2 separate regions of the Mus musculus genome follow, and region 2 is linked to region 1. Evidence: chromatin loops called from intact Hi-C (ENCODE). Cell type or tissue: gastrocnemius. All regions are shown on one strand.

Evidence for each region. Peaks named below come from ENCODE experiments on the same cell type or tissue, not always from the same donor. Only the 100,000 strongest peaks of a DNase experiment are listed, where the experiment ranks them.
Region 2: it touches region 1 in a loop (4-fold over the local background); 11 of 42 quality-filtered maps call a loop at or near these places.

Annotation. Positions count from the first base shown.
Region 1 is chr5:65,821,852-65,825,851 of GRCm38, forward strand. It overlaps N4bp2 (NEDD4 binding protein 2), which reads left to right. Exons shown (of 20, transcript NM_001024917.1): 18 at 1-125; 19 at 3,421-3,544. Among named protein-coding and RNA genes, the nearest start is that of Gm3521, 34 kb to the right of the region's middle. In gastrocnemius, a CTCF peak has its summit at 1,956 (motif pointing right); a DNase peak (open chromatin) is centred at 1,952.
Region 2 is chr5:65,954,362-65,958,361 of GRCm38, forward strand. It overlaps a transcript of Chrna9 not described here. Among named protein-coding and RNA genes, the nearest start is that of 4930480C01Rik, 5.0 kb to the left of the region's middle. In gastrocnemius, a CTCF peak has its summit at 1,615 (motif pointing right); DNase peaks (open chromatin) are centred at 1,136 and 1,629; H3K4me3 peaks cover 585 bases; H3K27ac peaks cover 295 bases.

The sequences.
Region 1 (4,000 bases):
TGCTGTGGAGATCTTTGAGAAAGTCAACGCCTCTCTGCTACCGCAGAACGTCTTAGACCTCCATGGGCTGCATGTGGATGAAGCTATAGAACATTTGACAGCAGTTCTACAGCAGAAAACAGAAGGTAGGAATGTGCTCGTGACATTGGCATTGCCAAACACAGTGAATCTGCCTGAGCAGACTGGGACTCTCTGCTGTCTGGGAACTCTGAGATCTGCCTGCCTCTGCTTCCAAAAGGCTAGGATTAAAGCCATGTGCTACCATACCTGTCATACACACACACACACACACACACACACACAGTTTTTTTTTAATTCTGTATTAGCTGAAATTGTCTTCTGTGTCTTCCTAGCTCACTACTTAAATTTTATTTTTGATTTATTTTATTTTATGTGTGTGAATATTTTGCCTGTATGAATATCTGTATTATTTGTATGCCTGATTAGAAGAGGACATTGGGTCATCTTGAATTGGAGGTATGGGTGTCTGTATGTGTGGAGCTGAACCTAGGACATATGTAAGAGCAGCAAGTGCTCTTAGGATGAACCATCACTCCAGCTCAGTTCCCCAGTGCTTCTAAAAACTAGAATTTTGGTGTGGGAAAATGGTGTTGTGTGACACTGGGGAGATAGAAACATGTCTGCTCAGCCCAGAAAGAGAGTCCATGGCAGAGAGGCTAAGCATGCCATTGACCTCTGACCTGAGATGGCTGAGTTTATTGCCCTTCCTTACAGGGGTGTGGATGTGATGGTTTGGGTGAGAATGGCTCCCTACGAGCTCAGATGTTTGAGTCTCCAGTTGTTAGGACTGCTTGGAAAGGATTTGAAGGTGGGCCTTTATTGGAGGAGGTGTGTCACTGGGGATGGGCTTTGAGGCTTCAAAAGCCCAGTGCCTTCTGAGTTAGCTCTGCCTCATACTATTGGGTAATGCTGTAATCTCGCGGCTACTGAGTACCATATGTCTGTTGCTGTGCTCCTTGTCACGATGGTCATGGGCTGTAAGTTCCCAGTAAACTTTCTTTCAGCAATGGAAAAGTGACTAAGACAATGTGTGAACATAGAGACTGTAGTGTAGGATGACTTAGCACTCACACAGTGCTGCACTACTGATGGCTGCGTGCTGTACTTACCCTACAGTAGCAATGCTTGCCTTTGACCCTCAGTGTTCCAGTGCTGATCCTCTCTTCTGTGTGAGCTGCTCTACTGTCTTTCTGTGAGTTTCCTCTTTGAGATTCCATATGTAAGTGACATCGTACAGTCTTTTCTTTCAGTCTGGCTAATTTCACTTAGCATAACACCTCCTTGCTCAACCATGTTTCTCTCCTTCCTTCCTTCCTTCCTTCCTTCCTTCCTTCCTTCCTTCCTTCCTTCCTTCCTTCCTTCCTTCCTCTGTGTGTGTGTGTGTGTGTGTGTGTGTGTGTGTGAACAATGTAGTAGATCTATTTAATGGAGTTGTCCATGAAGATGAAATTCTTATACATGGATGAATTTATAAGAGTGCTACTTAAAAGAAGGCCAATAAAAAAGGTGTCATTTATCTGAAATGTCCTTAGCAGATTAATGATTGCTTGGGCTGGAAGTAACTGCTGAAGTGTTGCCTGCCACATGGCTTCTTTTTTGATTGGAGAGAGTATTGGAAGCAAGTGTTGATCATTAGCTGAAGCAGTTGATATGCTAAACAATAACCCAAACAACAAACACTACTGAATTATAGAGGAGTTGTTTGGGTTTTAGAGACAATATATCATTAAGTTGCCCAGGCTGGTGTAGCCCAGGTTGGCATTGAACCTAACTCTGTAACACAGATTGACCTTGAACTTACGATTCTGCCCCAGCCTCCAAAGTGGCTGTGATTAAGGCTTTTCTGCACACGGCTCAGCAGTAGCCCAGGGTAGCATTTAGACCCAAGGTGCAAAAGGCCATCTTGTCCGTGCTTGTGGTACCTTGTCTGCTACTCACCACCAGAGGGCAGGATTGCTGAGTAGAAGTGATTGGGTAGGTGGTAATAATCTGTGGGGTACCTGTATTATGTTTTAGTCATGATATAAAAGAACTTTCAAAATTGAGGCTAAATAGAGACATCTGGGCCCTCTGTGCCTTGTGAGTGAAGTACACACATACTGTGAAGTACTTTCGCTTTCAGATAAACCAGAAACTTGTCAAGAGTTTGGATGTGATTGGTTACAAGGATTCATGGGAGACCGAGGAACAAGTTAAACATCACCATGAGGATGCAGTCAGAAAATAAAGGCTGGAAAGAGAGGAGAAATAACTCTATTTTAAAAACGTAAACATAAAGAACAGTAAAGGGAAGGAAAACCTTTGGTTTATAGCTCCGTAAATAATGCATCTGGTTGGGCGCAGTGGCACTCCTTTAGTCCCAAAACTCAGAAGTCAGAGGCTGCTGGGTCTCAGAGTTTGAGGAGAATCTGGTCTGCAGGGTGAGTTCCAGGTCAGCCAGAGCTGTATACTGAAATGTTAATATATGTATATGTTTATGTAGTATATTATGCTAAAGATAAAACCTTAGGCTATTTATGAATGAGAACATAAATTTTTTACATTAAGTACTTTATTATTAATAGGACTTCTTGTTTTTATTGTTGTTGTTACTCTATTAGAGCTAGTATTGATCTCAGAATTTATATATCTATCTTCCCAAGGTCAAATATGAAGTAGCAACAGCATATTATCAAGAGATGAGTGTCATTCAGTATTTTAAAAAATTCTCTCCTGGGAAGAATTTAACAATGAATTATCTTTGATAGACCATGTTAAAAGTAGATTTGCTAATAGCTAGCTGTTCCTGGGAATGATCTATAAGATAGTAGCTCTTATTATCTCCTTTCTTAATGTGAAGAAACAGGCGCCAAGAAGCCAATGAATTTGCCCATAGACACACACAGTTGATTTGTGGTAGCGCTGTGATTCATACTAAAATTTTAGAGTGCTTCATTAATAGGGTTGATTCTAATTCACAAAAATATGTCATGTAAAGCAATGTCTGAGTAAGATGCACAGCAGCTTTAGATATAATTAATATTGCTGTCATTATTCAGAACGGCTGTAGAAATTGGAAATCTCTCTCCTCAGTTAAGCCTTATTTTTTCTCTCCTGGTACAGAGTCTCACCATGTCCCTCAGACTGACTTCAACGTCGCCTTGTAACCCTGGCTGCCTTATTCCACAACCTCTGTCTCAGCCCCCTGCTACCAAGTGTGTGCTCAAAGTCTAGTTCCACTCATGTCTTTAGATGGATAAACTGCTTCAAGGCTCTATGTACTTTAAAACATTACTCCCCCGCCCGCCAAGTTTTAAATCTCTAGAACATCATGAAATTAATTTCATATGCTTTTGATAGTTAGATTTTCTGTTAAGAATGTAAAAACTGATTTTATTGTTCAATTTCCCACTTTAACAGAATTTAAACAGAGTGGTGGCAAGCCGTATCTGTCGGTGATTACTGGGAGAGGAAATCACAGCCAGGGAGGAGTTGCTCGCATCAAACCAGCTGTCATTAAATACCTCACAAGCCACAGCTTCAGGTGAGTGTAGACTTCTGCTCCAGTATGGTCAGAGCTGTTCAGATAGTCACTTCACTTCCGCTCTCTGATTTCAGTCACAAATTGGTGGTTAAAGGATAGCTTTTCTTGTTAGGTTTATATTGTCTGGTAATGAGAATCTAGAGGAAAAGATGGCTTTCTCAGGGACAATCTGCTAAGACTTTCTATTGTAAATTTAAAATTAAAAAAAAAAAAAGATATTTTTGAATCCTTTGTTACTGCACTCCTGAGCAGAACTAGGCCTTGCTGGTTTTGAAGGACAAAGTGCATTTGTGGGACTTTGGCTGAAATAGGTAGAATTTGGAAGTGTTTAAACTGTAGCTTAAGGGGCTGGTGAGATGGCTCAGTGGGTAAGAGCACCCAACTGCTCTTCTGAAGGTCCAGGGTTCAAATCCCAGCAACCACATGGTAGCTCACAACCATCCGTAACAAGATCTG
Region 2 (4,000 bases), 130 kb after region 1:
AGGCTTTTTGCTGGTATATGACATCTGGTTCCTTCCTGTCTCAGTCTACTTCCTGCTCTAGGTACCATATTAAAAGTGCCAGCCGGGCGTGGTGGCACATGCCTTTAATCCCAGCACTTGGGAGGCAGAGGCAGGTGGATTTCTGAGTTCGAGGTCAGCCTGTAGACCAGCCTGGTCTACAGAGTGAGTTCCAGGACAGCCAGGGCTACACAGAGAAACCCTGTCTCGAAAAACCAAAAAAAAAAAAAAAAAAAAAAAAAAAAAAGTGCCTACACACACACAAGCACACACACACACACACACACAGCCACAGAGCAATGCTAGACTTTACTCTCTGAAACCATGAACCGAAGTAAAGTCTTCTCAAGTCCTTTCAGTACTCAAGTACTTTGTCACAGCAACGGGAAGAGTAACAAATAAATGTGCTAACAACAACAACGACGACAACAACAACAATCTATGCAGTGAGGGTGTGAGGGAGGGCACAGAGGAGAGAGACGCAGAAAAACTGTCGGTTCCACAGTGATGCCCCACAGCCCGGGACACGATGTCCTCATCAGAGGACTTGAGGAGATGGGACGGAGGTTGTCTGGAGACAGGTTGATGAGGGTGTGGTCATAAGGTGGGGATGGAACTCAGACAACTCCCAGGTTCTGGCCTGGAGGCTGGAAAATGCTGACTTGGTTCAGGAAAACACAGGGCAGGAAAAGACTGAGGCTCGGGTGAGTTAGATTTCGGCCATAGCTAAAGTGGGATGTCCAAGTACAGCTGTGCTGGCCCATGGGAACTGGAATTCAGGGGAGACGCCGATGAATGCTGGATCGAGCTTCTCTCTTCACCGACATTCCTCAAACACTGTTTTGAGCCACTAACGAATGATTCCAGGCCACCGAGGAAGCGAAAACAGAGCCGCCTGTAAGTGTGGATGCTCTTAAAGTAATGGGGTGACGGCTGCAGAGAAGATCGAGCCGAATAACACTAATTTTTCAGCTATAAATAAACCTGCCTCTGCAGTCAGGGCTTTTGATAACACAGAGAAGAGGAAAGGTAGCCATGGAAACGAGAAAGAGGGCTCTGGAGAGGCCACACTGTGCCTGCAGGGCGAACATGTTAGCAAGTTCCAGCCATGAGCTGCCGAGTGGTGGTCTGGCTGGCAAAAAGACGTAAATCTGACGTCTTGGGTTCAAGTGCAAGCTCGGCGTCTGATAGGCTCTCGGGATGCACAGCGAATGAATGCTTGCTGTCTGTTTTAGAGACGCTGTCACTGTTTAAGATCTTTGTGTATTTCCGTGAATTCAGTCCTCAGAACTACCCTAGTGTGGCTTTGACTCTGAGTCCTTTAGTGACAAGTAAGCTGACCCAGGCGAATGTTACTGTTTCGAGAATTGAACCAGGTTTCTCTGAGTCTCTTAACCACGGTTTTTAGCATCACTTTTTAGAGGGCTTTCGTTTTGCTTACCAGCCTACAGATTTCACGATGGGCAAACAGCATGGTTTATATTGAGGCTCAATTATAGGGGTATATGTCCCCTCGGGTCCCTCTCTTGATTGTTCCTTCAAGGAAACAGCACGCATCCCAACCCTTCTTAGTCCTGAGAGTTCCTGTCCTGCAGAGGGCAGCAGAGGGCCCGAGCAGTGACGTCATCAGCATCAGCGCTGACTTTTCACGGAACTCCCCACTACTGCTTTTATGGGCTCACAGGAAGAGATGCCCCACCCCTGCCCTGTGGTGTGGACGTGCTACAACTCTACACACCTGCTTCCTGCAGCTGCTGTAACTCTGGAAACTTCACAGCGGTAGAAAGATTATGGTGGAAAACAGCAACCCCCCCCCCAACCCCCCAAAAGTCAGCATCAGAGTCTGGGGAAGTGCATTCTGGGAAAAAGGAACTTAAATTTGAATTGACAGGAAATGACGTGTCTGCTACAAGACCAACAGGGCTTTCTCATTCATTTATTAAGCAATTGTTTTCCTTGAAGCAGTATTTTTTTTTCACATACACAGTACACGTATAAGTAGGAAAGTGAAATTTAAGATTTTTTTAAAAATTAATTTACCCTTAGGCGAAATGTGAGGAGAAGCCTCACATTCTATTTAGCTAAAATAGCAACATGTGCACATTGAACCTTAAATGAATGAGACATCATAAAAGGCTGAGAGAAGATACCACCTATCATAATTGTAGAAATAATGGTATAAAATTAGTTTTTAAAGTGCTACCATCAAGGGTTGAAAAATCATGCCAGTGATCTGTCACCTTGGAGTTTGTTCTTATGCTCTTCCCTCTGTCTGCGTGTCCCCTCATAACTGCTAAGAGTTTCTATGAGCGCACTTTGAGAGGAGGGCCTGGGACTCAATCCTGAGAAACCCAACATCAAAAGATCATAAAGACCCAGAAGAGACAGGGAAAAAAAAAAAAAAAAAAAAAAAAAAAAAAAAAAAACAGAAGAGACTTTACTGCCATGGAAACCCAGAGAAACCGCTATGCAAGGATAGTTTCTGTCAGGTTCTCTTTGTAGGCTTATGAAGCCCTAGCAAGTATTCTATGGCCAGGACCAGTGGTTCACTTTGGGAACAGCGATTTTGAAAGCATGAAGAGACACTGGCTCCGGCAAACTGGAGAAGAAACAGAAGGAACACTGCTGTTACCATTTCCCAAGAGCCCTTGCAAGGAAGGGTTGTCTTAGTTACTTTTCTATTGCTGTGAAAAGACACCATGACCAAGGCAACTTCTAGAAGAAAGCATTTAACTGGGCCTCATGATTCCAGAAGGTGGTAGATCTAGTTCATGACCATCATGGCGGGGAGCGTGGCAGCAGGCATGGTATCAGAGCAGCAGCTGAGAACTCACATCTTGATCCACATACACAAGGAAGACAGAGATAGACACTGGGAATGGTGTGAGTCTTTTGAAACCTCAAAGTCCCCCCCTCCGGTGACACTTCTCCAACACAGTTCTACTAACTGGGGACAAAGTGTTCAAGCCTATGGAGAAGAGTCTCATCCGAACAACCACAAGGCTGTTGACTGAGGAAGGGCTTGCTTACAGGATGGATGCAGAAAGTGCCAGGTCAGGGAGACAGTGTTAGGTGAGCTGCTGCGTCTTGTAGAGGCTGGATGAGAGTGTGAGAGAAATGATGGCGAGCCTACTTGTCATCACACTTGGGGTCAGCACAACTACCCCAGCACGTGTGTTCGGCCCTTTGCAGAAGCATGTCATACATTTTACCAGGCAGATGTTTCACTTAGTATTTCCCCACCCTAGAGCTGGAAACAGAATGACTCAGTGGGTAAAGGCATTAACTGGACAAGCCTGGAGACTGAGTTCAATCCCCGGAGCCCACTGTTGTGTGAGTTTCCTCCACGTGTCCGACACACACATATAAGTTTACTCACGGTACAGAGGGGAACCATGAGAGACGACCGAGTAACATCCAGTGAAACCATGAGTTTTTACCGAGGTTGTTCACAGGAGTGTGGGTGAGGGGTTTCTTAAGGAAGAGAGATGACTCGAAAAGGCAGCAGAGCACTGGAGATTCCATCCCAGCAAGGTCGGCGACCCATAAAGGCGGCGAGCCTGGACACTGCACAGCCTGCAGACAGCATGACAGGCCTGAGAAACCCCTCTGGAGCTTGGTTGGATGCTCAGCGTCTTCTACCCCAGCAGTTGCTTACTGCTTTTATAAACCTGGGAAGGAGCCTTCCAGAGCCTTCCAAGTTTCTATTCTACCAGACATGTTGAAGGATTCTTTCAGTCTCCAGAGTCTCCTTAGTCTTCCTCTCTCTTCTGAAGAGATTATTTCAATTCAGAGGCATCTGCTAAGCCACACTGACCTAAAAGTGGACATACATACATACATACATACATACCACACACACACCATACATACACACACACCATACATACACACACACCATACATACACACACCATATATATATACCACACACATACACCATACACACATAAAATACACACACACACACACACACTACATTT